2 separate regions of the Homo sapiens genome follow, and region 2 is linked to region 1. Evidence: chromatin loops called from intact Hi-C (ENCODE). Cell type or tissue: mesothelial cell of epicardium. All regions are shown on one strand. Each heading gives the region's core, and the rest is flanking DNA. Links, peaks and the distances in the headings are about the cores only. Region 1 has its middle 160 kb from the start of CDC7. Region 2 has its middle 110 kb from the start of CDC7.

Region 1 (2,918 bases), core at 191-2,690:
TAAATTGTCAGCCAAACAGAAGAAAAAGGGGTGCCCAAACAAGTCACCTTAAAATTTGATGCCTGTGCTGTCATTAATGGTAATAAGTTAGAAACAAGGTGTGTTCTCTTAATTAGAAAAGAGGCTATATGGCAGAAAATAAGTACATCTGCCATAAATTAGGACTGTGTAGAAATAAATGTAAATACTGGTCTTGTGTCATTTAGGCCACTTGGATTAAAAAAATAAAAAAGATCCAGTCCACCTTCAGAAAGGAAAAAATGGCCCTTCCTGTACTAAAGGACAATGTAACCCCTTAGAGCTAGCAATAACCAATCCCCTTGATCCTTGCTAGAAAAAAAGAGGAGCGTGTGACCTTAAGAATCGATGGGGCCGGACTGGATCCTCGAGTAAATATCTTGGTTCGAGGAGAGGTTTACAAATGCTCTCCTGAGCCAGTGTTTCAAACTTTCTATGATGAACTAAATGTGCCAGCACCAGAAATTCCAGGAAAAACAAGAAATTTGTTTTTGCAATTAGCCGAGCATATAACACAGTCTCTCAATATCAGTTCATGGTACGTATGTGGAGGAACTGTAATAGGAGATCAATGGCCAGGGGAAGCCTGAGAATTAGTACCTACAGACCCAGTTTCTGGTGAATTCCCGGCTCAAAAGAATCACCCTGATAATTTCTGGGTCCTAAAAGCCTCAATTATTAGACAATATTGCATAGCTAGAGAAGGAAAAGAATTCACTCACCCCGTAGGACGACTTAGTTGTCTGAGACAGAAACTGTAGAATGGTACCACAAAAACAGTCACTTGGTGGAGTTCAAATCACACAGAGAGAAATCCATTTAGTAAATTCCCAAAGTTGCAAACCGTGTGGACCCACCCGGAGTCCCACCGGGACTGGACAGCCCCCACTGGATTATACTGGATATGTGGGCATAGAGCTTACACCAAATTACCTGACCAGTGGGCAGGTAGTTGTGTTATTGGCACTATTAAACCATCTTTCTTCCTACTGCCCATAAAAACAGGTGAACTCCTGGGCTTCCCTGTCTATGCTTCCCATGAAAAGAGAAGCATAGCTATAGAAAATTTTAAAAATAATAAATGGCCCCCTGAGAGAATCATACAATATTATAGGCCTGCTACTTAAGCACAAGACAGCTCGTGGGGATACCGGACCCCCATTTACATGATCAACCGAATCATATTGTTACAAGCTATCTTAAAAATAATCACTAATAAAACCGGCAGAGCCTTGACTATTCTGGACCGGCAAGAAACTCAGAAGAGAAATGCTATCTATCAAAATAGATTAGCTCTCGACTACTTGCTAGCAGCTGAAAGAGAGGTCTGTAGGAAATTTAACCTTACTAATTGCTGCCTACACATAGATAATCAAGGGCAAGTAGTTAAAGACATAGTTAGAGATATGACAAAACTGGCACATATGCCTGTGCAAGTGTGGCATGGATTTGATCCTGGGGCCATGTTTAGAAAATGGTTCCCAGCACTAGAAAGATGTAAAACTCTTATAATAAGAGTTATAATAGTAATAGGAACCTGCTTACTGCTCCCTTGTTTGCTACCTGTACTTCTTCAAATGATAAAAACTTCATCGTTACCTTAGTTCACCAAAATGCTTCAGCACAAGTGTACTATATAAATCACTATCGATCTGTCTTGCAAGAAAACATCGGTAGTAAAAATAAAAGTGAGAACTCCCACTATTGAGTGAGAATCTCAAAGTGGGGAAATAAGGGAGGAGACCACCCCTCATACTGTCTTATGCCCAGTTTCTGCCTCCAAAGAAAGAAGAAGTAAAAACTAAAAGGCAGAAATGAAATCCACAAGCAGACAGCCTGGTGCCACACCCTGGGCCTGGTAGTCAAAGATCGACCCCTGACCTAATCGGTTATGTTATCCATAGATACAGACATTGTATAGAAAAGCACTGTGAAAATCCCTATCCTGTTTTGTTCCGATATAATTACCGGTGCATGCAGCCCCCAGTCACATACCCCCTGCTTGCTCAATCAATCACGACCCTCTCACGCGCACCCCCTTAGAGTTGTGAGCCCTTAAAAGGGACAGGAATTGCTCATTCGGGGGGCTCGGCTCTTGAGACAGGAGTCTTGCCGATGCCCCCGGCTGAATAAACCCCTTCCTTCTTTAACTCGGTGTCTGAGGAGTTTTGTCTGCAGCTCGTCCTGCTACATCCCTATCCAGAATGCAAGCTCCAAAAGAAACAGGGTGTGTGTCATGCTCATCAGTCCATCCCCAGCACTTAGAGCAGTGCCTGGCACTTAGTAGGTATGTCACACAGATCTGTGATTAATGAACCCTTTCATCCTCTCCTTAGATGTTTTCACATGCCTTTATAATGAGTATTATCAGTCGTGTTCCCCAGACAGAAGATTTAAAATAACATTTTTTGAGCTGCTAATATGCGCCAAACACTGGGCTTGGTTTTATTACACATCTCAGTCAATTTTTCTGGTCACTCTGTGCTATTTAGCATTATACCTATTTTTATCAGTGAAGAAGCCGAGACTAATAAGGCCTTGAAGAAGTTATCCAATAATACGTGGTTAATACATGTGGATCCAAATGAGTTAAGCTGCTTTCAAAGCCCATTCTTTTTGCACCATACATAGGACATTATCTTGTTTCTTTATTCTCTGCATGGTACTTCTTGTTATTGTCACATTGAATATGCTCCGTAAATTAGAGAACCATAACATGTCAGAGCCTTAGTGATCACCTAGACTTAACTAAGCAATACAGAAAATTAGCAATAGGTCCAGGATGCAAGTCTGCAGTCCCTAACTCTTTATCACCATTCCCCTCTCCATTCCTTGTTACCATGGTCATGCCAAACTCATTCCCACCTTAGAGACTTTGTACTTGCTATCCCTCATCCTGG
Region 2 (2,918 bases), core at 181-2,680, 52 kb after region 1:
TTACTTAGTTTCTTCAATTCTCAATTTTACCATCTGAACAATGGGATTAAAAAAACGCTAGAATTTTCATGAATACTAAATGAGATAATATTGGAAAAATGGCTGGTATATTATCTGACATATAGTAAGCCCCCAAGTGGCAGCTATTATTGTTATCCTAATATTATTCTAAAATATGAGGGTGAGCAGACTAGGTCATAATATTTATATGTGAGTTTTTCAAATAAGGGAAGCTTTACTTGGTGATCCTGGTGACTTTGCTCTAGGCCAGGCTGTTCAACACAGTTGCACATCAGGGCGGTGGTGCTTGTCGGAGTTCAGCTCCCCTTGTGAGGTGCTGCATGGCTCCAGTGTGAGCCTGATTCGGCAACACAGGGCTTCTATTAACCACACAGCCCCCTTATTACTCAGTCATGTCTTCTGTTAAGCACACAGTCCCCTTATTACTCAGTCATGTCCTTCATTCCGGACTGGGTCTGGGATGCCATCCCCAGACAGGGTTTAACTCATGGAAAAGTCAACCAATGTCTCTACAATGTGCTGCATGGACCACGGATCACAAGGTTGGGACATCCTAGTTTCTACTGACCAACTCCATCAAGCCGGAGGAGCACCAGCTTGGCCCCTTTATGCACACTGTGGAACAGTTACTTGGGCTCCAGAGGGAGTCTGGCGGTTGCATGTTCCCTGTTTCCTTCCATCTTCATTTCTGCATTGTGAGAGGGCAGTGGGTCTGGCTGAGAAGGGGGTGCAAAGCTGGGAGGGTGGGCGGGGAGCTTGGCCCAGGCCGACCTCCCTTGCCTTTGTAAGGGCTCTGGGAGGAAGGAGTTCTGCTGGGCCCCAGTTGCCCTCCTCCCTCCTTGCCCCCATCCACACTGGAAGGTGCCTTTCGGAGGAGCTTAGTTTAATGAGTTCCTGGGCTGAACCTCTCTGGACTGCTCCCACTCCTGTGGTCACTAACAACAGCACACTGGGGAGTGGGCGGAACTCCGAAACCAAGCCCATCTGTTTTGTCTCTTTAGATTCAAGACAGATGTTCCCACAATCTGGCGACAAAACTGCAGTCCTTGGAGAGACTGTGGGTGCCCTGAGTTTGCGGGTGGGGATAGGGGTCTACTGATGTGCAGTGACAGCGAGGTGGCGGACTTCTCCAGCTTCCTTGCAAAGCCCTGGGGAGCCAGGGCAGGCCCTGCTGGAATCCTGCAACAGGCGCCGCACCCTGCCATACACCTTCAGCAAATACGACAGGAACGTAAAACTTCCTGCCCTAATCCGTTTAAACTTAAAGCCTAGTAGGAGGTCACTATAGTGTTAGATTTTTGGGTCTGTTTTTTTTTTTTTCTATTTCAGAAAGATTTGTTTGTTTGTGAAGATCTTAAGGCCCAAATACCGAGAGCTAGAGTCTGTGCTGGTAAAATGAAGGCTGAAAATGACAAATGTTAGAAGTGAGCAAATAAGTTTATTATATATAATAGAAAAAAGCAAAATGTTAAATTTGACTTTGCGATGCATGGAATAATCTGCTGATGTTGGATGATGATGCCACCTCCTTGAAAACTCCCTTTCTAGGGAACAATAATTGCTAACATTATTGGGCACATATGATGTGGCAGGCTCTGTTCTATTATAAATACTTTTCATGTATTAAATCGTTTATTCCCCACGACAGCCTAATGAAAAAATGACTATTGTTATCTCTACTTTCTAAGTGAGGAAACTGAAGCGCAGCATGATTAAGCAACTTGCCCAAGGTTGCAGAGCTCATAAACGGCAGATCTGGGCCCAGGCAGCCTGGCTGTGTGCGCTACCCCTAGCAGGCTGCATTGTCTGTCCAATATAAGGCCTGTAAGATCGTGGCCAAGTCCTTCAAACTCCCTTTCTAGGGTACTTTCAAAGTACAGCTTTGTACTTCTCCTCTCCCAGTCCCTGAGCAAGAGTAGTGGGGTGGGCATGTTAAATACTTATGAGTAAGTGAATGCATTAATGCAAGATTTATAGTATGGTCAGCTGGTAGCAGCAAACCTTTTCTGTTAAGAAGCCCTTCCATGTTTTATCCAAAATACTTGCCCTTCTTACCACAGTAGCCCATGGCTAGTTACTCATTAGCTTCCTAGTACCTATGGGCCTTTTCCTATTCCAAGACCCCAGCTCTCTCCTTTGCTCTCATCAGCACAGTCCTCTCCTCACGTGTCCCACTTTGAGTTCTTCCTAAGATCCAGCACAAAAATACTCGGATGGGATTTCCATTTAACATGGCTTTTCATTACATGGTTTTGCTTATTACACGGATCAAATCAAGTTCTGAAACCATAATTACATTGGGAAAGGCTGCTCGCCAGCCCCAGAGTCAGTAGGGAGGGTGGAGTTGTGGGTGCACTGACAACTTTTCAGTGAAAACAGTTAAGACTGTGTTATCTCACAGAGGAAGCAGGGAAGCTGTGACTATTCTTCCCATATTAGAGATTAGAGAACATATGTAGGAACATATTAGGAACAGAGATGTGGCTTGTCCAAGCTTCCATGGGTGGAGCTCAGGGATCTCCTGAATTGTGGCTGGAGCCGCAGATGGAAGGCCTTCCTCTTCCTACTGTGTGGCAGCCTCATGACTTCCTAGACATCTCTGCCTCTCCCCTAACCCTCTCAGGCCATTCCTTGCCCTGGCAGATGGCTACTGCCAAGATTCTACCTTTGCGGAGGAAGGAAGGCTATGATGTATTTGTTCATGCACTGGTTCATTCATCCTGACTTTTTTCGCTCTTTCACAGAACCAGACAGTGGGGCAAAATCCAAGGTGGTGCTGGAGCGTCTCAATTCTATGGGATTCTCCTGTCAGCTCAGGATCAGAGTCATCCCATAACGAAAAGCTTTTCTACCATTTGCCTGGAACTGGGGCCTAGACCAGATGACATGGGTCTCTT

Evidence for each region. A loop is a pair of places that touch in the nucleus more often than their neighbours do. Peaks named below come from ENCODE experiments on the same cell type or tissue, not always from the same donor. Only the 100,000 strongest peaks of a DNase experiment are listed, where the experiment ranks them.
Region 2: a loop joins it to region 1, with 30 times the contacts of the local background. A loop is called at or near these places in 2 of 110 quality-filtered maps.

Annotation. Positions count from the first base shown.
Region 1 is chr1:91,661,743-91,664,660 of GRCh38, reverse strand. No RefSeq gene overlaps it. Among named protein-coding and RNA genes, the nearest start is that of CDC7, 160 kb to the right of the region's middle. In mesothelial cell of epicardium, for the core only: no CTCF peak of the experiment used is centred there; no DNase peak of the experiment used is centred there.
Region 2 is chr1:91,609,874-91,612,791 of GRCh38, reverse strand. No RefSeq gene overlaps it. Among named protein-coding and RNA genes, the nearest start is that of CDC7, 110 kb to the right of the region's middle. RefSeq lists enhancers at 551-1,050, 1,051-1,552. In mesothelial cell of epicardium, for the core only: no CTCF peak of the experiment used is centred there; a DNase peak (open chromatin) is centred at 1,148.